Regions from separate parts of the Homo sapiens genome. Here all the other regions are linked to region 2. The links are chromatin loops, found by intact Hi-C in ENCODE. Cell type or tissue: endothelial cell of umbilical vein. All regions are shown on one strand.

Region 1 (8,000 bases), 250 kb after region 2:
CTGTTCTCCATGCATTGTTTGTAACAGCTGTTTTTTCATACCTATCCACATTTGCTTTAGGTGGTAAAGGAAAAAGATAAATTAATCAACAAATCAAATGGCTCATTTTACGATGGCATTTCTTTTATGAATGATGATTTAGTGCTTAATATCAGGAAATATTTAAATGTAAGATTTTAATCCTGATTCTCCTTCTAATCTTACCGTAAATCGTTTCAATTGAAAAAATATGACCAATCTTTCATGCCTCCTAGACCTAGTCTGTGCAAGTTTATTTCTTCCAAATATTATTCCTTATTCCAAATATTAAAGTCAGTTATTTTTATTTAACCATGAGTTACCCTTGGATCCAAAAAATTTATTTTTATATATATTTATTTATATATATATATATATATATATATATTCTTTTTTTTTTTTTTTTTTTTTTTTTTTTTTTTTTTTTGAGACGGAGTCTCGCTCTGTGGCCCAGGTGGGAGTGCAGTGGCGCAATCTCGGCTCACTGCAAGCTCCGCCTCCCAGGTTCACGCCATTCTCCTGCCTCAGCCTCCCGAGTAGCTGGGACTACAGGCGCCCGCTACCACGCCCGGCTAATTTTTTTGTATTTTTAGTAGAGACGGGGTTTCACCGTGTTAGCCAGGATGGTCTCGATCTCCTGACCTCGTGATCCGCCCGCCTCGGCCTCCCAAAGTGCTGGGATTACAAGCGTGAGCCACCGCGCCCGGCCTATATATATATATTCTTGACAACCTTGAGATTGTTGATTGCAAGATAGGCAAAATTTAAGGCACCATGAAGAGGATAATTAGCAGTACAAACTGGAAATTGGAGTGGGAATAAAAGAAAACTTTAAAAGAAGACCAGGGAGCCTACAGATTTTCTCTGTAAAACCTTGGGAAAGACAAAGATATAGCTGTCAAAAAAGAAAAAAGACCCAGGTTGAATCCCAGAAGTCTAATGCATATGACCTGAGGAATGCATAGTCAGACCAGTGAAATCAAGCATCTAAATTATGTTGATTTCTAGAACAACAGTATATCCTGAAACAATGAAAACTACACATATACATGATATCCTTGGCTATATATATCTAAAACATACTAACAGAAATCGTGTATATTGGTGAAAATCTTGGTGAAATCTCGGGGTGAGCGTAGGGGTGAAGACAAGAAAGAAAAATTTCTATTGAGCCAGGGCTGGAAAATGAAAATGCCTAATTTTGTATCCAATATCACCACGCACTGATGGAGAGGATACATAGATATTTTCTTATATATCATGCTGTCTTTATTCTTTTTGTTTGTGAGCACAGAAATATTTTGTAATGATTTTTATGTGTTTATCCTGACTTCTGTTTCCCTTCTTTTAACATCATGTTCATTTTTAAAAAACTAATCCATGTCATACAAAAAGTATCACAGCAATTTCTTCTTCTAGCACCAGTTAAAAGGCATAGATTTATATTTGTCAATCATATTAGGTATTTGAGAAAACTATTTTCACTGATGAAATACAATGCACCCTGTCTGACATTCTTTGAATGACAACGTGTAATAGAGTAGATGTTTTATTTTGAAAAAAACATAATCTGCATATAAGCCAGATTTTACTTAGGTTAAAAATTATTTTCCCATGAAAATAAATACTAATTGACATAGGAATTTAGTGATTTTATGTGATTATGGGCAGACTAAAACTTGTATGTTTGTTTAAGTGGTGTATGCTACCTGTGATTTCCACAAGCATCATGCTAGATGATTTTTTTGAATGAAAAAACATTGTAAATTTTTGTTAGTAGGAACCACCCAACTTCAATAGGGATCCCTCAGAGCTAACTGATGTTCCTTCCTTGAGTCATAGATCTTGAGAAGCAAGAGCTTCCAATGGGAAAGATGATGGGCCTGCAAATTCAGTACTACCTCTAGGCATTGTGGCAATCAAGCAATTTTGGAATTCTGCATTTAGTTGTTCCACTGTAGTGTAGGTTTTCATTTTAAGGCGTAGTCAAGTGAATCTTATTTTCTTATACAAGTTCCCTTCTGAGAGGGTTGCCATGGCAATGAGTTCTCAGCCTGAAATTCTTAAATGTTGGTTTTATTTCATTATCTGAGTTTCCATTACAGGCCACATCAATCAATGCAGTTCTCTATTCAAGAACACGTCTGCAGCCTTAAAAAGCTGACCCTTTCATTTGGTACCTCTGCTCCTCTGCCTAACTTGATGTCACCATTTCCCAGACAACTCTTCATCTCCAAGAACCCTCTTCTACAGGGCTGTCAATTTGATCTTTTCCAGTTTCCTTTTAGGCAATATCTAGTCTTGGTTCTCACCTGTCTCATTTTCTCATTTATAAAGGGTAATACCAAGTCTCTATGTCTTCCCTGGTTGGGTTTCTAACAGCTGTGTGACTAACAATACTATTAATAAGTAACAAGAACAAAGGCACTTTTGCATTTGTGCATCACTCTACAGTTTACAGCAGTGTATTCCTATACATCATCTCATTTATTTTTCAAATTCTCTAACTTGCTGCCACTGTTACTTTGATTTAGCCAGTGTGGGAAAAAGCTAACTCAAGACTTTTCCTTTCTTCTTTTCCCCTACATTCACGTTTCGTAAGATCTCCTCAGAGGGCACAGAGGTACACAGGTTATTGTTACTGGGAGTGACAAGTGACAGGACAGGCAGCAGAGTCGAGGAGGAGGGCGGGCATGGAATGATAGTAAATTCACAGGCTGTGCCTTGGAAACAGATAGTTATACAACCAAACCCACATTGACAGATCCTGCACAATTTGTGTCTTCTGGTGGCCACACCAGAGAGATGATTTGAGTTAGAGGGGTGAATGAGATCAATCATTGAGCCATGAAATATAGTAATAAGAATAGCAAATGTTTCTGAACTCCCACTTGGTGCCAGGCACTGTGTTTTAGTCATTAATTCTCAAAACAATCCTGAGTTAGAAAATGTGATTTCTTCCATCTTAGAGATGAGGAATATGCACCAGAAGGAAACTGCCTTCCCTGTGGCTCAATTCCTCATCCAAGGATATGAGCCAAAACCAAGGTGATGCATATCGTGATTCTGTTTCTCCACTAGCTAAGCATTATGTTGACGACCGTAACTCCATGCATTCTGTGGGCTATTACACTAACCTGCCATCTGTAGGTTGGACCTGTAACACTACTGGTCTTAGCTCAAGTGAATTAAGGTCTTACCTTGAACAAAAAGTTGAGGTGGGATTTAAACTGAGGTAGTCTAAATCTAGTGGCCTAAGCCACTGTGAAGTTCCTTTTTCTTTCCTCCATTATTATGTGCCTTTTTTTGTCTAAACCAGTGGTTCTCAGTGGGTGTAGCACTGCCCTCTAGGGACCATTTTGTGAGGGTGGTTTTGGGCAGTGACAACAACTAGGGAGTGCCACAAGCATTTTGTGGGCAGGGACAGGGATGTTGTGACATGTGGTCTGGCCAAGCCCACATGGGAAAACTGTCCCTCCTCCCACACAATGTTTTAACGTTTTGCCAGACAGTCATATAAGTGAAAACCTGTTTATAAACACCAAGATACATCAAAACAAAGCCTCTCTCTCTTTTTCACTGTATCCTGGACTATCATGAAAATTAAAGGAAGCTTGTACTTAGTTTGCTTAGAACTTTACCAAGAGTGCCTGAGAAAATTATGCTACAGATGGCCATGCCCAAGCAGCAGGAGAGTTTTTCACACCTGGTTGAGTCCACATTTAGAGAATTTTTTTTGTAGTGATTCTACGTAGTGAAGCAAACATCTTCCTTCTTCATTGCGTGTTCTAGTGTATTCATGCCCTTGTCTTTACATGTTGAAAATAGAATTTTACTATAAATACTTTCATTTTAAATCATTTTCATATCACACTTATGGCACTCTATTGATTTTTTTTAAATTGATGTGTTGTTTTCATTTGGCTTCCCTTGGGAACAGACCCTGAGCCAAGGTGTTGTGTGCACGTGCTTTCTATAGGAGGTGATGACAGGGAACAGCGCAGAGGAGTGGGGATGTGAGGAAGGGAAGAAAAAGCAGCCAGGAGGAGTGGGAGTGTTATAAGTTGGCAGTGTGGACAAGTGGGGCTCTGTCTTGCTGGGGAGCTCTCAGCAACCATGTAGAACATGCCTAGAAGTGGTCCCATCTGAGGGAGGAGAAAAGCTGGACTATTTTTTTTTTTTATCTTTCCCCCTTCATCAGCTGGCTGAGGACTGCTCCTGGGTCATTAACTTCCCAGCATTTCTTATCTGCCCGCTTGGGCAGGCAGAAGGAAAAAGCTCAGGCAGAGAGTGACAGCAAGGGTATTTGCTAGAAGATGCTGTGGATGGGCATGTGCTAGAATGATGAGAACTGGGCAGATATGGGTGGGGCACTGATGCCTGTTTCATGTGTGCAGATGAGTGTTAATATTGATAAATGTCATTTCTGCATAGCAAGGGGACTTTACAAAATATTTGTTATAAAAGGGTTTGCTGAGCCTGATAGAATTGAGAGCATTGGTTTAAGTTAAACAGAGTTTCTAATAGAGCAAAGCTACATTGAATATGCTAAACACAGGTTGCTCAAAGATTTTTATTCTTAAAGTTAGGCATCCAAATTATCTGCTTCTTTAAGCATAGTGTGATATAGATGTCATAAAAATGGTAATTGATGTGACTGGCCTTATATCCTATAGAATACATGGTCTTATGAAAGTGAATGTAATGCTTAGCTAATAGAAAAACAATATCACGTGTTGTGTCACCTTAGTTAAAGTTTTTTCAAGATCTCATAATCCTAACCTTTGATTCATCATGCAAATTACGGAAGAGTTGGCCACCCAAGGTTGAATGCATGTAAAGTTGTCCATCAATCAGAAGACACATATTAGAGGTGAGCAATTTAAGCAGGAGTCTACCTTTGATTTTATTCTAATATAAAGTTTCTTTCAAATTATGTGTTCTTTCAATGATTTGGGAAATATATTGTCATATATTTCCTTCAAAAATCTTACTTTAGGACCGTGATCAATTCTTTTTGTAAGAGTGTCTGAAACTTTTTGCTTTATTTCATCTACAATTTGAAAGAATTATTTTTAGTCACTTGTATATTCTGCAGATGTAAGTCTACTAGCAAGACCAAGAAAACTATGTTTAAAATGAAAGTATAAAACATCTCAATTTGGCTGGATTTGTCAACATAATTATTTTCTGTTCTTTTATCAGGCTAGGGAACATTCTCAGGAAAATCATTATTGGTTTCTACAACAGTGTCTTCCAGAGGAAATACTGGCCTAGCACACTGTCAAAGAGAGTATATTACAGTGAAATTTGTATAGAAACAGTAAAGAGATTTGCAATGCAAGCTTTCATCTTGAGTGCTTTATTTTTCCCTGACCTGAGCGGCAGTTATTAGATCACTGTATCATGAGGAAATAGTCAATTGAAGACACGGACCACAGAGTCCCAAGCCTGACATTAGGTTTGAACAATTGGGCAATTTTGGCATATATCTAGAGGGTTAATAGTATAGAGCAAAGGCAATGGCTTTAAACCAAACATTTTTTCTTGCAAATGTTCAGATTTTTTTTTTTTTTTTTGGAGAGCAATTGCAATGTATGGAATCTAAGCTATTCTTAAGGTGTTGAACTCAGAAACCAAAGGAGAAAGAACAAGTAAAAACAATAAAAAATTTAAAATAAAAACAAATCTGTCAGTGGAAAGAAAGCTTTCTTGACTTGTTTATGTACAATTCAATGGAGTTGCAAAGAGGATTTTTTTTAATGGAAAACATGTCACAGATTGGGTTCAAGCTGCACTTTAGCTATTTTTGTTTGTTTATTTTATACACACACAAACACATACCCTTCAAAACTGTGCAAAGTGAAATATTTGCTTTCCTGGATGTCTTATCAAAGTGGTATAGTTTGAATTTATAATTATGAATTAAGTTCAGCAGTATATTAAACACCTAGATTTCAGCCCATACGAGTAACTTTAGTGCAGTCTCTCCATCTCTTCTGAGCCCATGTTCTGAAAATTTCCCTGCTCCCAGTATACTAGCAGGTAAGCTATCCCGGAGGATGCACAACAGAAAAGCTTATAGACCAAATTAAGAGGCATGACTCACATTGACTCAAGGAGAAAGAAGCCAGGAGAAAGAAAGAAATAGGTTAACACACTTAGACTAGGTGACAAATGTGTGGAAGAACCTCATTTTCTGGTTATGCTGTGTTTGAATGCTCTCTTTACCATCTCTACCCTCTCAATGGTGATGTGGTTATGAGGACCATAGTTGAGGTTTGAACAAGGGAGCATGGCAGATGGTGAGTGCCTGGGGCCCACTACACACACTTGCTCTATCAGAAAGACAGGGGCAAGTGGGCCTGGCCGGTATCTCATCAGTTCATTGGTGAACAGCAGGGGGGTTTACCTCCATTTCTGTCAGAGAAGATGTAAGGCCAAATGAGACTATAATGAGTATCACCAATGGGAGGATAATTTGAGGATAACATTGCTGTCACTCTAGAGGTGACATGATTCATGCTTCTGACCTGTTCTTACCATTCTTTTCCATTTTGAAATGACAGTCTTGTTTGTTCCATCCTTTTTATCATATAGCATGTCTTAGAGGTTACTTAGTACTGCATTTAACACAATTCTATGAATCCTGCCTATATCTCAAAATCTGCTCGCTTAGTTATTATCAACACTTAACACGAGTTATATATCCCATTTGTTTTTATTTTCTTCTATAGAAGAATTGAATATTCTCAAATAATACAGCAAGCATATTACACTTTTTATAAGATGGGATGACAGCTAGGTGTGGTGGTGCACACCTAGAGTCCCAGCTACTCAGGAGGCTGAGACAGAAGGATCATTTGAGCCCACGAGTTAGTTATGATCGCACCACTGCACTACAGCCTCAGTGACAGAGTGAGACCCAGATACCCAGTCTAAAAAGAAAAGAAGAAGAAGAAAAAGGAAAATGGGATAACATATATCAGTAACTAATCATTTTAACTGGGTGATGGGCAGGTTCTATGTATGGACTGAATTGTGTCCCATCAAAATTCATACATTAAATCTCTAACCCCCAATGTGATGGTATATAGAGATGGGACCTTTGGGAGGTGATTAGACTTAAATGAGTTGATAAGGATGGGGCCCTGAAGATGGAATTACTGCTGTGATAATAAGAGACACCAGAGGCCTTGCTTCCCCTGACTCTTGGCTTCTCAAGGATACAGCTAGAAGGCAGCCTTCTGAAAGACAGGAAGAGAGCCCTCACAGGGGAACAGAATTGTCCAGAACCTTGTTCTTGTTCTTTCCAACCTCCAGAACTGTGAGAAATAATAAATTCCTGTTGTTTAAGCCTCCTGGCCTATGGTATTTTGTATGGCATCCAGAGCTGATTAATGCAGTGAGTATGCAGGCATTCATTATACTATTCTCTCTGTTTGTGTATGTTTGAAATTTTCCGTAACAAAGCAAACTTAAATGTTTAAATATATAAAAGAGAATGATAGATTATAACAGTATGTACTTCCTAGGATTATTGTGAGGCTATAAAGAAGGAATATTTGTAAAGTTCTCAGTAGATTACATAGCTTATTAAAAATAATTTACCTGACAGATATGTTTTAAGCAACTATTATGTTTCAATCACTGGTCAAAGTACTTGAGATATAGCTGCCCTTGTGGAGCTTACATTCTACTGATAGCAGTTTTCATTATTGTTAATAGATGGTTTCACATCATTTCTAGATGCTGTGACATTCATTATTATTACATTCTTGGGCAATTATCTCATTACCATTGCATTTTTTTCTTATTTTTGTGATTTCTGAATCTTTAAAAAGCTAAGAAGGTGATAGAACTGAGTAGAGATCCAGCAAGTGGCAATTCTATGAAATAGTAATAATATAACCCTCAGTTAACATACATCCATACAAACAGACAACTATGTAACCAGGCCTGTATTACTGAAGATCATGTTT
Region 2 (8,000 bases):
AACCCCTCAACCTTCTCAGACTCTGTAACTGTAAGAAATAAATTCCTTGTCTTTGTAAATTTCTCAGTTTCAGGTATTCCATTACAAACAACAGAAAACAGACTAAGACACGCCCTACAGGTGGATATAATCATTATTCTCATTTTGTAAATGAAGAAACAGAAACAATGACAACTTATGTAATTGGCCAAGTGAAATACTACTAATCATTAAGGCCAGCATTTAAGCTCTCATGGTGTTTTGCTCTAGTGACCCTATTTGTGACACTACATTATTCTTTACCTTGGTGGATACTCAGTAACTGGTTGCCATTTTTATTGACCATGGTAGTATAAAGCATCAAGTTTAGCACCTAGCTAGGAATCCAGGTGTTTTCTTGGTTCTCTCACTTACCCAGGATAATCAGGTCTTCAGCAAATCATGTCTATTGTACCTCCTAATCCCTCTTCTTCTAATTCACTTTTTCCTTGCTGCCTTTAATCTAAGCCACCATTCTTTCTCTCTTCCAGGCTAGGGCAGAAGCCTCCCAGTAGGCCCCTCCTTAGCTCCTTGAGTTCTTCTCCTCTCTCATCCAGAGTGCAGCCAGAAGGATCCTTTACAAAAAGAAGTGTGTGTGTGTGTGTGTGTGTGTGTGTGTGCATGTGTGTATGTGTGTGTGTGTGTCCCACCTAACTTAAGAGTTTGGGGGAATGCCCCCATTTCTTATAGCTTTTAGGAAAAAAACAAGGATCCCCATCATCGCGTTCAAGGTCCTACACTGAGGTGACATAGCTAGTATATTCAGCTAACTCTGAAAGGTCCTTTATTCACTTCCTTAGCAATATTAAACAAACCCTTGGACACATTAAATCCCTGTTCCCAGCTTTTGCAAATGCCATCCCCACTGCCTGGAATGTTCTTCCTCTTTTCCATTCACCTGGGTAAGTTTCACTTTTCCTTCATTTTAGCTTAAACCTCACTCCTTTGGAAAAGCCTTACTGTAATTCCAATCATACGTGTGTGTGTATATATGTATATGTATATATATATATATATATATGTGTGTGTGTGTCTGTGTGTGTGTCGGTGTGTGCATGTTATATGATTTGGCCGTGTCCCCACTCAAATCTCATTTTAAATTCCCACCTGTTGTGGGAGAGACCCAGTGGGAGGTAATTGAATCATGGGGGCAGATCTTTCCTGTGTTGTTCTTGTGATAGTGAATAAGTCTTGCGAGATCTGGTGGCTTTAAAAATGGAATTTTCCCTGCACAAGCTGTCTTCTCTTGTCTGCCACCATATGAGATGTGCCTTTCACCTTCCACCATGATTGTGAGGCCTCCCCAGCCACATGGAACTGTAAATCCAATAAACCTCTTTCTTTTGTAAATTGCCCAATCTCGGTTATGTCTTTATCAGCAGTGTGAAAATGGACTAATGCAGTAAACTGGTACCAGTAGAGTAGGGTGTTGCTGAAAAGATACCTGAAAATTTGGAAGTGACTTTGTAACTGGGTTACAGGCAGAGGTTGGAACAGTTTAGAGAGCTCATAAGAAGACAGGGAAATGTGGGAAAGTTTTGAACTTCCTAGAGACTTGTTGAATGACTTTGACAAAAATGCTGATAGTGATATGAACAATAAGGTCCAGGCTGTGGTGGTCTCAAATAGAGAGGAGGAACTTGTTGGGAACTGGAGCAAAGGTGACTCTTGTTATGTTTTAGGAAAGAGACTGGCAGTATTTTGTCCCTGCCCTAGAGATCTGTGGGACTTTGAACTTGAGAGAGATGATTTAGGGTATCTGGTGGAAGAAATTTCTAAGCAGCAAAACATTCAAGAGGTGACTTGGGTACTCTTAAATGCATTCAGTTTCAGAAGGGAAATGGAACATAAAATTTGGAAAATTTGCAGCCTAACAGTGCAGTAGAAGAGAAAATTCCATTTTCTGAGGAGAAATTCAAGCTGGCTGCAGAAATTTGCATAAGTAATGAGGAGCTGAATGTTAATCACCAAGACAATGGGGAAAATGTCTCCAGGGCATGTCAGAGACCTTTGTGGCAGTCCCTCCCATCACAGGCCTGGAGGCACAGGAGGAAAAAATGGTTTAATGGGCCACACCAAGGGTCACCATGCTGTGTGCAGCCTAGGGACTTGGTGCCCTACATCCCAGCCACTCCAGCTGTGGCTGAAAGGGGCCAACGCAGAGCTTGGGCCATGGCCTCAGAGGGTGCAAACCTCAAGCCTTGGCAGCTTCCACATGGTGTTGAGCCTTGTGAGTGCACAGAAGTCAAGAACTGAGGTTTGGGAACCTCCAACTAGATTTCAGAAGATGTATAGAAATGTCTGGATGCTCAGGCAGAAGTTTGCTTTAGGGGTGGGGTCCTCACAGAGAACCTCTCCTAGGGCAGTGCATTGGGCAGTGTGGGGTGGGAGCCCCCACACAGAGTCCCTACTGGAGTACTGCCTAGTGGAGCTGTGAGAAGAGGATCACTATCCTCCAGACCCCAGAATGGTAGATCCACTGACAGCTTGTACCATGTGCCTGGAAAATCTGCAGACACTCAATGCCAGCCTGTGAAGGCAGCCGGGAGGGAGGCTGTACCCTGCAAAGCCACAGGGGTGGAGCTACCCCAGACTATGGGAACCCACCTCTAGCATCAGTGTTACCTGGATGTGACATATGGAGTCAAAGGAGATCATTTTGGAGTTTTAAGATTTGACTGCCCTGCTGGATTTCAGACTTGCATGGGCCCTGTAACCCCTTTGTTTTGGCCAATTTCTCCCATTTGGATCAGCCATATTTACCTAATGCCTGTACCCCCATTGTATCTAGGAAATAACTAACTTGCTTTTGATTTTACAGGCTCATAGGCAGAAGGGACTTGCCTTGTCTCAGTTGAGACTTTGGACTGTGGACTTTTGGGTTAATGCGGAAATGAGTTAAGACTTTGGGGGAGTGTAGGGAAGGCATGATTGGTTTTGAAATGTGAGGACATGAGAATTGGGAAGGGCCAGGGGCAGAGTGATATGGTTTGTCTCTGTGTCCCCACCCAAATCTCATCTTAAATTTCCATATGTTGTGGGAGGGACCTGGTGGGAGGTAATTGAATCATGGGGGCGGGTCTTTCCTATGCTGTTCTCGTGATAGGGAATAAGTCTTAGGAGATCTGATGGCTTTAAAAATGGGAGTTTCCCTGCACAAGCTCTCTTCTCTTGTCTGTCACCGTGTGAGATGTGCCTTTCACCTTCCACCATGATTGTGAGGCCTCCCCACCAACATGGAACTGTAAGTTCAATAAACCCCTTTCTTTTGTAAATTGCCCAGTCTCGGGTATGTCTTTATCAAGTGTTAAAGTGGACTAATACAGCATGCTAATATGTGTGTGTGTGCATGCCTACACTTGTGTGTTTTAAATAAATAAAGGTCCTCCAATAATGGTAAGTAGTAATGATACTGGTAATATGAATGGTAGTCTGTCAGTAGTAATGAAGCCTTTGTTCGGGAAATATGACTTTTGAAATGTAGAATTCATGTCAGTCATTGGAATAGACTAGTACCTTTGACGTGCAGAAGCCAATCTGATTGCTAAGGTGAAGCTCATAGCCTAGACTTGGTTCAGGGGGACTCCCTCCTGCTATTAAGGTTAGAACCAGGGTAGAAGTTGGCTGCTGCTTCAAAGGGCTGGAAACTCTGAATACCTACTTAAGTACAATAGCCCACTCCTCTGATAAGCTGTGATTGGTTTGCTTTTTTCTCCCTCCAGCACATGATTTTGATTTTACTCCTTTCAGCTTTAGAGCTGCCTTAAAGATTAATTTAATCTAATTTCATATTGGTTATAATTCTGGAGTTTGTAGGTAGGAGAGTACAATGAGGTTTTTAAGATGGCCCCTGGGATGTTCTTGGGCGGAGAACTAGTAGTAGCAGGATTAGTGACAAAAGGCAATAGGTTTTTGTTTGTTTGTTGGTTGGTTAATTTTTTTTCTGTTTGTTTACTAAAATGCAGATTTCACCAAAGCAAGAATATCCGGAATAGTCAGGATGTGCTTAGTCAGTTACCTCTGTGGGCGGATGCTCCCCTTGCTCTTTTTTCCTTTCCTTTTATTGGTAACTTGTAATCAGCTGCTACTTTAGTTTAATGAGAAAAATAACAGTTTACATTACATCTAGATTAAAGAAACTGCTAGACGAACAGGGGTGGGCAAGTTGTCAATGGCATCTAATAAATAGTAGTAAGTAATTAGCACAGGTCTGATGGATTTGAAGGAAAGTAAAAAACTAGGGAAGAGGAATTGTGGATTGGGGAAACATAGCTGTAATTTGAGAATAACACATCAAGAAAATAAGAATGAAGCACTGAAGTCAGAGATCTGTGGGGACTGTGTTGGGGAGAGGGTTGGGGGCATCTCGTCTGAGGAACAAATAGAGTAGAGGAACATCTCATGCTGGGTTTGTACTCTGCTCACCCTGCTCCACTCCACCTCTCAGGCTTTTGGTTTTATCAGATTGTGTCTATAACAAAGCCAGATAAAAGTGACAAAGAAGTGCAGTTCAAGGTTCTGCTGTCCTTCCCTTGTCTCTGGGAGTTAGCAAGTCACCTTTAAATGAGAAAACAGTGTGACCTTACGTACTTCACACGGCCATTCTGAGACAAAGTTGGAGAAGTGTCATGCATCACTGCACTCTTCTAAGGGGTGGAAGGAATCAAGCATATTCCAGACCTAGGAGGGATTTCTTAGGAATTCACACTGATGTAATTTCAAAACTCCCAAGACAGCCACCACTTGTCTGGCATTAGCTAACCTATGACACTTCACTCAATTGCATTTTGAGCTCCTGACTTAGTTCATTCAGTAACGTTTTTGCCCCAGGATGCCAAAGCAAACACTGGTCCTGAACTTTGCCTCTTGAACTACATTCTTCACCATGATGCCCTTCCAAATTCCCTATAGATGTTTTCACTACTGGTGTGTACAGGAAGGAAGTTCACTTTGACTAATAACCAACTCTGTTATTTCTAGTGGAGTGATCATTTGTCTCTTCTGTCCATTGGCCTCCCTTTGATTCAAGCAGTGGGGTGTGTAGAGGAAGCTCTGCATCCACTTGACAAGCCTTTTAGGTCCCAACAGCAGTGGACTCCTTATCAGGGCTACTCATAAAAGGCTAACCTTCCAAAGGAAACTTGTCAGGGCTCAGCTGTTGGCAAGATGGATTAACAAGTGCTTCCAGCTAATGGAGTAGACATTGGTGACTTAATGAGGGTAGTTTGAAATCTTAGCTGTATTCTCTTATTCTTTTTTTTTTTTTTTTTGAGGATGATAAATGAGTTTAGTTCTTTCTTAGCTAAGAAATGCCAATGATTTATTTTTATTATTCTTATTTTTATTTTTTATTTTTTAGAGATATGGGGCCAGGGTCGGGGGCAGGGAAGGAAGGGAAGTCTCACTAGGTTGGCCAGAATGGTCTCAAACTCCTGGCCTCAAACAATCTTTTCACCTGGTCCTTCCAAAGTGCTGGGATTACAGGTGTGAGCCACCTTGCCCTGCAGAAATACCAATTATTAAAAACTCAGAGGTTGTAGTGCAACATATTTGGGAGTGGTCACACCCCATGGCCTTTGATTTTAGTCTGAAGATTGAAAATAACCTTTGGATTTTACCTTGACAAGGAAGTTGTTCCTCAGTGGACACAGACATCATAGTTGGCATAGAAACAGCTGTTGGGTTATTCCTGGGCCATTGAAGACATGGCACCTGGCCCAGTCTGAATGGTTGTTCTCTCCTGGTTGCTTGTTTAAATAAAGGTTAAGCAAAAATTCTTTTTTGGTTTTGATTTCAGGAAGAAATAAGGGAGTGACTGCAATGTTATCTGAAAATGAGCATTTCCTGTTTCCTCAGGCATTTCTTTATGACCCCCATTAAAGTTAATGAATAACCAAGTGTCTGACACAGTTGAGCGTAATATGCCTCACCTAAGGTTCCCGGTGGCTGCACATTTTTGTGGGAAATGACCTTCAGTTCCTGCAGATCCATTATTAGGCAATCTCTTAGTTATAGACTTTATCTTCCCAAAACATTCAAATCACATATTAGCCAAATCACTTAGATACCGTCCTAAGTGCTGGAACTCTTTAAGTCTTGTTAGCAGAAAAGGCTAAAGTTTAGGTAAATAAGCAGATCTGTTCCACAAATGATTCCTCACCTTAGGTATTTATGAAAAAGCTCTGATAAACTTTTGAAAGCAGAAAAAGACGTTAAAAAATCTTACTGTGAGCCTGAAAACATAAACATAAATCAGCTAAAAGATAATTTGCCTTAATAGGTAGTGGGCGATGGGGGAGGAGAGTGATCAGGGCTCACCCTGGCAAAATTGTCTCTGCCGGATGTTTCAGGTTCGCCTTCTCTCCCCGTCACCTCCTCAGAATCTTAGGAGACCACATAGGATCAATCCTTGTTCAAAGGCAAAGGCAAAAAAAGTATGACTGCAAATATGTGAAGTACGATTTGGCACGGAGTTCATTTTGGGACCCTAAGTCCTCTAGGCGGTACAGCTATATATTGCAATGGACTGAGTGTTTGACACACTTGCCCAGAACTCCTGCATACAAATGAGGAGTGGCATCCTTAACCTCAGGCAGTTAAATGTTCCATTCCCCTGAAACTACCATTTTCCAAAGAGCTTTGGAATTGTCTTAGGGCCTATTTAAATGCCATAGGAAAAAAGTTAATTTCATTTCTTTTTATGGTCCCATGTCATTTTTAACCCCTAGTAGTAGCAGTATTTCTAGCTGTTAAAAGTAAGTATTTTTGAGTCACAAATCTAACAATTGATTTGTGGCAATTTGTTTAACCTCCTAGAGCCACAGCTTACTTATTTCTGGAATGGTATGATAGTAAAATCTACCTTATGGGGCCTCTCTGAGGATTATGGATAAAGCGGTTAACACAATTCCAGGCAACTAGTAAGCATTCAAAATGTGTTACTATTATTACTGGGATTGTTGCCGCCGTTGTTATTAAACAACTTGTTCACATACCTTTTTTCACTCGACTTGGCTCAGAATTCTACCAGACTGTTCAGAAAAATCAAGTGTGTGTTTAATGTACAGTATTTTAAAGTCACAAATCCAGAGGCTTTTAAGAATAAGTTACAAGGTCTGAAGTGATTTTTGAAAGTACACTGAGCGGAGTAGATCCTGTTGAATATATTCCAGGCTCTAAAATGACTATTTCTAAAGGAGATGATGCTGTGGAATATGTTATAAAGGAACAAAAAATTACTTTACTCTGTAGACACATTTCATAGTTTTTGTGCAATTTTCTAGTTTCAACAGCTTGTCCAATATGTATTGAATATATATTCTATGAATGATATGTGCTAGATTCTCCTTGGGATGCCATGTTATAGAGGTCTTCAGAACGCTTTCATTAAGATTCATTCATATGTCAGGACTTAAGATATATATATATATAAGAAATCTCATGAACAGAAGTTTCAGAAATCAGTTCATTGCTTGCCTGAATTCAAGGAGAAAGAAGTCTTCAGAGTGAAGCTCTGGATCTAGGAGAGAATTTTCTCCTCAGCCTGTTTTCAGGAAGTGGCTTCTGTGTCCTCTGTGCTTGGAAATTGGACGATTTTGGTTAATGTGGAAGATCTTAATGAATACTTTCTAAGAGTAAGGCTATATACAGGTCAGGCACGGTGGCTCATGCCTGTAATCCCAGCACTTTGGGAGGTCGAGGCGGGCAGATCACCTGAGGTCAGGAGTTCGAGATGAGCCTGGGCAACATGGCGAAATCCCGTCTCTACAAAAAATACAAAAACTAGCAGGGCGAGGTGGCGTACACCTATAATTTCAACTACTCGGGAGGTTGAGGCAGAAGAATTGCTTTTACCTGGGAGGCAGAGGCTACAGTGAGTAGAGATTGTGCCACTGTACTCCAGCCAGAGAATGAGACTCTGTCAAAAAAAAAAAAAAAAAAAGGCTTTATAAATATCAATATCAAGTCCATCCCTCCTTGCC
Region 3 (8,000 bases), 65 kb before region 2:
TACTAAACCAATTGCTTTGGGAGCTTCCAAGCTGTGACATTAAGGTAGCTGCGAGTCATCATTCTTGATGAAGGAGCAGCTTCAGAAATTGTGTGCATCTGATGGAGGTTTGGCAAAGTGTGTAAGTCTGCAGACCTATGGTAAACAGGTCTCATTTCTAAGCATTTATTTTCAGAAAGGGAAAAAAAGAGCTGTCCATTCTCAATTTCGGACTTATTTTAAATTACTCACAGGGAAATGGGTGCCCCATTTAATGGCATTGTTTATTCTCACAGAGAAATGTTTGCAGTGAAAATGCAAAATACCATTTCTTTTCTCTGCTGAGGCTCCTCATCCTATGGTGCCCACTTTACTCTCCCAGCAGAGAATGCAGAAAAGCACCAAAGGCAGCATCATGAAACGCAGAGCTGTTAATTCCCAACTCCGTCAGAGTTCTGCCCTCCTTCCCATTTGGGGAGCTGAACTGAGCCATTAGAACTTTCCTTTTACACTCCCTCTAGAATACAAGTCCTGACAAAATTAAAGGGCTTTATACCCCTAAAGCCTCAGAAATTCTACAGGGTACGGTGAGGGTAGGGGTGGGGTTGAAGGGATGGGAAATTCATAGGTTAAAAACAAAAACTTGGGCGAAAAATCCAGGCTCTGCCAGTTACTATCAGTGGGACCTCAGCTAGTTACTTAGACATCTGGCCCTCTGCTTACTTGTTTGTGAAATAGAAATGATCATATCTGCCTCATGTGCTTGTTGGAAACATATAAAACAAGATAACTTCAGGAGCAAAGTGATTTATATCTGCAATGTTGAAATGGATAAAAAATAAAATAGATATGTGAGTGCATAGATGATAAATATGTCATAAAACAAAGGCAGCAAAGTGTTAGCAATTGTAAGGAGAGATGTGGGTGTATGCATGTTTGTTATATAATTCTCTCAACTTTTCTGTGCATTTGAAAGCATCTTAATCAGGAGGAAGCGATTTAGAAGGGCAAATCTTTTCCATGTAAGTATAATTCCCGTATTCCCTGCCTCTAGTTAAATTCCAGATGTAGGCACATGGCCATACTGAACCTCAGCGGAGAATGGAAAAAAATATATCTTTTTCATGGACCACTGTCAGCCCAGCAAAAATTTAGAAATTTTATTTCCAAGGAAGAGAGATAATGGGGGAAAAATAGGCACCTTGATTGGTCATGCAAACTTAACTCTCTGTGGCACATACTACATGCCAAATAACAAATGGTGCCATTCCTATTAAGGAAGGGAAGTAATGCCTGCCCCTTTTCTTCCTCGGGGTGGAGTGTCCTGCCAAGTCTCCTGTCCTTTCCTGGGTGACCCAGGGGGCTTATTGCTTCCATCCCTGCTCAGATGGTTTTGCATTTCCGTGGCAGCATTTTACTCCACCCTCCATTGTGCATCCTAGATTCTCTCCAGAACCCCTCCCAGCGGAGGCCTGAGGTTAGCTTTTGTGTGACATCGGGTCTCTATTCTTCCATGTATTTAAGCTCAAAATGTTTCCTTATGGGGAATTTTCTTAAAAGTCTTCAATATTGTTAACTCTTTGAAACCACTGCTGTGTGAAGGCAGCTGATTGTTCCATTGTGGGTCCCATAGGAAGAAGTTCTATGGTTCCTCCTTATTGCCTTCTTGGTGGGCATCCCCTATGAAGCAATGCAGGGAGGACTCCATGATAGTGCAGGCACTTGGCCTTTGATTTCCATCCAGGGAACTCCCTCCACCTGTCTATGAGAGAACTGTGTTGTGGAAGCTCACCGGGAAGCCTATGGAAGACCAACACATAGAATGGGCAGAGGAAGACAAACCTCCAAAACACACCGACTACAACAAATACAGGACAACAAACAGCAATAACATTGAGAATAGGAAGCTCATCATGGAGGAGAACCAGGACAGACATCCACGAAACCCAAAAGAAGAAAAAAATTCAAGAAAGACTGGTCAATTGCATCTAAAGCTACTCAGTGACTAAAAAAGATAAGGGCTGGTTGTTGTCCTTTAGTTGGTGATTTAATGAAGAGCCATTCCAGGGAAGCAGTGGGGGCGAAAGTCAAATTTCACTAGGATGAAGATGACAGACAGGTAAAGGAGGGAAGAGAGTAACTGTGTAGGAATTCAGCAGCAAAAAGGAGAGGTTTGTGGTCACAAGGGTAATGCGGTATACGGAAGGATTTTGTTTTGTTTTTGTTTTTGAGACAGGCTCTCGCTCTGTTGCCCAGGCTGGAGTGCAATGGTGCAATCTTGGCTCACTTTAGCCTCGACCACCCCAGGTTCAGGTGATCCTCCCATCTCAGCCTCACGAGTAGGTGGAACTACAGGCACACACCACCATCCCCAGTTAATTTTTGTATTATTTTTGTAGGGATGGGTTTTTGCTATGTTGCCCAGGCTGGTCTCAAACTCCTGGGTTCAAGCAATCCACCTGCCTCGGCCTCCCAAAGTGCTGGGATTACAGGCATGAGCAACTGGACTAGAAAAGGTTTTTCATGATGAGAAAGACTTGAGTGTGATCAAATGCTGATAAGAAGGGACCAGAGAAGAGGCAGAAGTTAATGATCCAGAAGAGATAGGAAGTAGCTGCTAGAGAGAGGTTGCTTAGAAAGAAGGTAAGGTACCATCCAGGCAACCGGAGGAGGGATTGGCCTTGGCTAGAAGGATTCCTCTCACATTGGATAGGAGAGTAGGCATATGCCATGGTTTGCATGTAGGTCAGCTGGCACAGGGTAGAATTGTTACTGCTTTATTTAGTAAATGTATTCCTCTAAAGTCATCTGCAATCATATCACATTAGCCCTTTTTGTGACACTGTGTTTTTTTTGTTTTTTTTTTTTTTTCTGGAGTTTATTAGCAAATGAGATTTCATTACCAGCTCCTGCTAAACAATGTCTCCTCTATCCCACACTTACGCATTTCTGAAACCAAATTCAAGTCCTAACATTTATTTTCACTGAAGGTCATACTATTAGATTTAGATCATGTTTCCAATTTGTCAAAATCTTTTTATATTTTAATTGAACTCACAACATATCACTGATGTGTTTCAGTCTTGTGTTACCCATACATTAAACAATCAGCTGTATGTATGTCTTCATTTAAAGAACTGTCTTTAGCTCTATTTTACTTTTATTTCATCAACTACTCTCTCCCCCAACCCCCTGAGACTCAAGGGAAGAAGAATTAAACTGAATGCTTTGATGATAACTGATAAAGCCTTTTGTCCTAAGGAGTCCTCCCAAATTGGATTAAGAGGATTCATTTGTGTTTTGCGGTGTTTATATTTGAGGAAGACAAGGATGTGAAAACTCTCACTCTCTCTGTGTTCATTCTCACAAATAGATGGATACCGTCACTTTTCAAGGCTTGTCCATCTGGAATGCATCACAAACACATTGCTGGGAAAGTAAAAGTTCCAGAAAGAGCTTCGTTTTCTCCTGGAACTGTGAAATTGAGTGGCCTAGTTCTCTCCTCCATGTTGTTGTAAATTCACAGGAGTGTAATATAAGCTACATTTTTAACCATTTGGGATAGCTTATGATTGAATAATGCTTCCTGCCAGACATGTTTTCCCTTTATTTATCACTTACTTTTCTCTCTAATTTCAGCAACAGCAATTGCTGATTATGAAAATGACTCTAATTGTTCAACCTTTCATAACCACATTTAACTACCAAAAACAATCTATCTGCTACTTTGAAAAGCAGTTAAACAAGCAAGCAATTTATTCCTGCCTTCTTGCAAGCAACCAGGAACAGGGCCGTGTTCTCTTTGTTCCTTGTACTGCTTTGGAACCATGAGTGCCTCTTTCTAACTTGAATCAAAATCTGCTTGTTCCTAACTGCTGCCTTTGCAATCAGTAATTTGACTCAGTGGGCTTAATTCAAAGCAGGCACTCACATTCTTTAGACTCTTTGTCAGTCTTCCAGGAAATCAAGTTGAACAACAAAAACAAACAAACACCGGCCCTAAATTAAACCAGATAGGGAGGAAGAAACGTCAATGAATGATGAAGCAAAATAACAAGAGTCAGGAGAAATAAATAGAAACCATTTCAAGGCTCCACCTGCCGTGGCCCCATTAGCCCCTCCTTTACCTCCCTTTCCTAGAGGAAATCAAAGCAACTCCTATGAGCAATCATTCTAGTCAGCTTCCAGACTTCCAGAGCCTGCTGAATCTAGCTCCTCCCACCCTGCCCCCAGCAGGTGAGCACACCTGGGATCGCTGCAGGCTGACATTGCATCGTGATTTCTCTGCATCTCAAACAGCCGGCAGCCCTGCAGAAACCTCTTCCCCTTGCTGAGATAAAGTATATGAATTAATTCCCTTTTGAGTTAACCCGCGCCTGGTTCCTCTCAGTAACTACTGGTACTGGGATAGAGAAGGAGTTGGCAGCTCTCTTAGAAAACCAGATAGTTTTCCTTCTTTGTGATGTGCTCAACTTTCTTTTGCCCCAGGCTTGAAAATACATGCCCTGTCTTTAACTTTCCTTGTGTGAATAACCAGGGCTCAACAAGGTAATAGTTGGGTAAAATTGTTACAGAGGCATTCCAAATCTAAAACAGAGATGTTCCCTGGTAAATCTGATCTTATCTAATGTTTCCTAAATGTAAATAGGCCAGAGGGTGTTCCTTTCTGAATACCCTTTAACCAGATACGTTGGAAATCTATTATGTATTGTTTATTTTAATTTCGTTAAAAATGTTCTCAGGTTTGAAGTGTGATTTCTTTGCGCTCTCATTTAATTTTTTCTTCTTTTTAGAATAAATTATTGAAGACAGAACTTTTTCAAGGTATTTATAGATATATCTGAGGTATTCATGATTTATATAAAGTGTACAGGTGAAGAGTTACCTTCTAGTATAGACCTTAAGCATGTTATCATAGCTATGTGCAATAAAGGTGATATTAAGTTTATTTAATATTGCTACCATTTCTTCTAATCCTTGAATTTTCTCTGGAATAAAGCTGCAGTGTAATGAATGAGATTAATAAAAATAGAAGGGTTATGTGTAACTGGAAAGTGGGGAAATCACTTTGTTCATTTATGGTAGAATATTTAATTGAGGTTCCTCCACACATTCACATTAGGAAAGTCACTTGGTCTTTAGGTTTAAAAATAATAATTTAACTTCAAACAATCCTTAACTCTTCAAAATGTTTAAGGAATTAAGGGCAAAAAAACCTAGATATGTTCCACAACTTTGGTGACAATAAACATGAAATATGGAATCCAATTTTTGAAGAATATAGCCAGTCATCCCTTTAAACCACAACCATTTTTACATAATGTATAGAATTAAAAAACACTGGTGAATCAACTCTGTGCTGTGATGTGTATTACCAGTCTATTGGATCTGTGTATTGGGTGTTTGGGGAGCATATCGACATTATGGGCAATGCAGTTATTTCCCATGACATTTTAAAAATCCATTTCTGTATTACATATTCCAATCTAGTGAAAATTACATCTACTCTATTTAGATTTGGCATCCAACACTTGTTGGCCATGGCATGTGATGTAATTTAAACTGCTCATGTACATTTAGGAGGAGATTGATTTATAGCCGTCTTTGCCTGAGACAAGCACAATTTAAACTAATTCTTATTGATCCAGAAAAATTTAAGATTGGTTTTGAAAATTCTCAAGAATAGAGAGTTTTGGATACATTTGAGCCATTTTGCTAAGCATAATTGTCATGTATATAAAAGCATGAAACTGTTAACACTTATCCTTCTTTGCCTTGGCGTCTTTGTTAGTCATTGCATACCTAAAGGCTAATTTCTGCTCCAGATGCTGTGATGTCTGCCCAGCTGGCCCAGCTGTTAGGATATATGCTATTTGCAAATGGCAGCATAAATAGCATATCCAGAATATTTTGCAGGCTGGGGCTTTGCCATTAAAGGCTAAGATATATTTAGTGTCAGGGATAATTGTTTGGTATATTGTAACCAGAATGGAGCTGACAGAATGCCAATAGGTCTAGCAGAGTGACTCATAAAATAGTCCAATGAAGAAATTATTTACTCAAACATTTCCATATTAGCATGTAATGTGCACTACAAATTGGATTTCCTGTGAATGTACAATCATTGTGTGCAGAGTTTGTAAAGGTGTCTGATATTGCAAATGTATCATTTAAGAAGACCAAATTGCATCAGATTCTCTAACCAAGTCTCTTTTAGCATCTAAAGGAGTAGTTCTTCTAATTATTTTCTGATTGCAGGATAGCCTTGTTGGAAATGCTCAACTTGGAGTTGGGAAGAACTGGGTTCTAAATTCTAGCAATTTCTATGATGACCCGGTGACATTAAACAAATCTCCCATCTTTCCTAATCTTTTCTATTTCTGGTTTCTCAGTTTATAATATTGAAGATACCTGCATTTTAACTGTTTTTGTGTTTTGTCAAAGAAAGGTGCTTTATACATAGTCTAGGTCTATTTGCTTTTCAACTTTTCCCCAAGATCTTCTGTCTTTAGATGTATAGTTTTTTCCTGCTTTTTTTTGTATGTATCTGTTTTTAGCTACCTAGGTATTCATAAGGTGATTAGAATGCAACGGTTACATGGCTTCTTAACCACCCCTAATTTAGACAAGCATTTCTAAGTAGGACTTCTAATATTCAAGGCAAAGAATATTCTAGAACTCAGAAAGTTTGCTTTTATATTCCAAATTATTTTATTGTTACATCTAAAAAACAGTGGTGTCTGCCCTTATCTGATTCTGGATGCTGCTAAAATATACTGCTGGACAGAAATTTGATTCATTAACTTTTTTGGATCTTAACCTTTTAAAGGTGCAGTATGTCCATTGAATCTACAGCTTTACCGAAGCCCTTGACAAGGCACTGGTATCCACAAGGAAAGGCGAATGTTGATATACAGTGACTGGAACTGATTTTTATCAATGTGGATGGTACCAGACTAAGAAAATTATCCATCTGGGCCATGCAATCTGTCTTTCCAGAAAATCACTGAACTACATATCTAATAACACAGTCAGTGAGATAATTTCCTTTTATTGAGTAATTTCCTCATTTGGTAGGGATTTTAAAAGCCTAGGGGCATTTTGAGCATATGGTTCAGGAACATTATTTTAAAATGTGAATTATCAATAGAATTTCAATACAATCAAAGTAAAATAACTTACTTCCTAAGTGTTACAAATATAAGCAGGATATTTCTACAAAGGCTGTTGCTTTTGAGTCAGAGTTAGGAGCTGGAGATTAAAAGCTTTTCTTCAGCATTGTTAGAGCAGGGTGCATCATTCTCAATTGCCAGCGGTCAATTCTCTCCAGACACAGTTGATCGCTCCTCCCACATGAAACAATTTCTTCACTTGAATTCCTCCAACCTCGCTGGCTGTTTCTTCCCAATCTCTTTTGCTGGTTCCCAGTTGTGTCACTCCCCACTCATTACTGAAGAGCCCTAAAGTTCAGTCCTTGAACTCCTTACCTATCAACAATCATCCTTGCTTATCTCAGCTAGATTCCGGGCTTTGTATACTGATCAATTACAAATTTGTATCTCCAGCCCAGACTTGTCTGCTGAATTTCCAACTTGTACATTCTGCTGCCTACTCAGTATCTCCACTTGGATTTCTAGTAAACATCTAAAATGTGTCATCTCCAAAACTGACTTTCTAATTTATCACAACACTTACTTTCAAAAAATACATGCACACCTTCTGTAGTTTCCTGCCTCTTAGGTCACAGCAACTCTATTCTTCCGCAGTTCAAGCCAAAATTTTCGGTGATCTCCTTGACTACCCTGTTTCTCTTACTTTCTCTATAAAGTCTCTTAGAGAAAATCTTGTTAGTGCTACCTTCAAAATATCATGGTGTGAGTTCAAGCAATGTACTTTTTCTTTTCCTTGCATACTTACTCCAGTGGTCTACCTTGTTGAAATATCTAAGATAGGTGACGGCACGGGCCTCCAGGGCCACTCTTAATTATAGGCCTTGTGCCTCAGGGTTTCCTAGGCTGGCG

Evidence for each region. Peaks named below come from ENCODE experiments on the same cell type or tissue, not always from the same donor. Only the 100,000 strongest peaks of a DNase experiment are listed, where the experiment ranks them.
Region 1: it touches region 2 in a loop (3-fold over the local background); 2 of 110 quality-filtered maps call a loop at or near these places.
Region 3: a loop joins it to region 2, with 7 times the contacts of the local background. A loop is called at or near these places in 3 of 110 quality-filtered maps.

Annotation. Positions count from the first base shown.
Region 1 is chr20:15,233,605-15,241,604 of GRCh38, forward strand. All of the region lies in intron 6 of MACROD2 (mono-ADP ribosylhydrolase 2), which reads left to right. Among named protein-coding and RNA genes, the nearest start is that of MACROD2-AS1, 310 kb to the left of the region's middle. In endothelial cell of umbilical vein, a CTCF peak has its summit at 3,362 (motif pointing left); a DNase peak (open chromatin) is centred at 3,367.
Region 2 is chr20:14,980,415-14,988,414 of GRCh38, forward strand. The region is part of intron 5 of MACROD2 (mono-ADP ribosylhydrolase 2); the gene reads left to right. Among named protein-coding and RNA genes, the nearest start is that of MACROD2-AS1, 55 kb to the left of the region's middle. In endothelial cell of umbilical vein, no CTCF peak of the experiment used is centred here; DNase peaks (open chromatin) are centred at 4,987 and 5,907; H3K27ac peaks cover 2,292 bases.
Region 3 is chr20:14,915,783-14,923,782 of GRCh38, forward strand. All of the region lies in intron 5 of MACROD2 (mono-ADP ribosylhydrolase 2), which reads left to right. The region is part of intron 1 of MACROD2-AS1 (MACROD2 antisense RNA 1); the gene reads right to left. Among named protein-coding and RNA genes, the nearest start is that of MACROD2-AS1, 9.7 kb to the right of the region's middle. RefSeq lists an enhancer at 3,659-4,508. In endothelial cell of umbilical vein, no CTCF peak of the experiment used is centred here; DNase peaks (open chromatin) are centred at 3,969 and 6,969.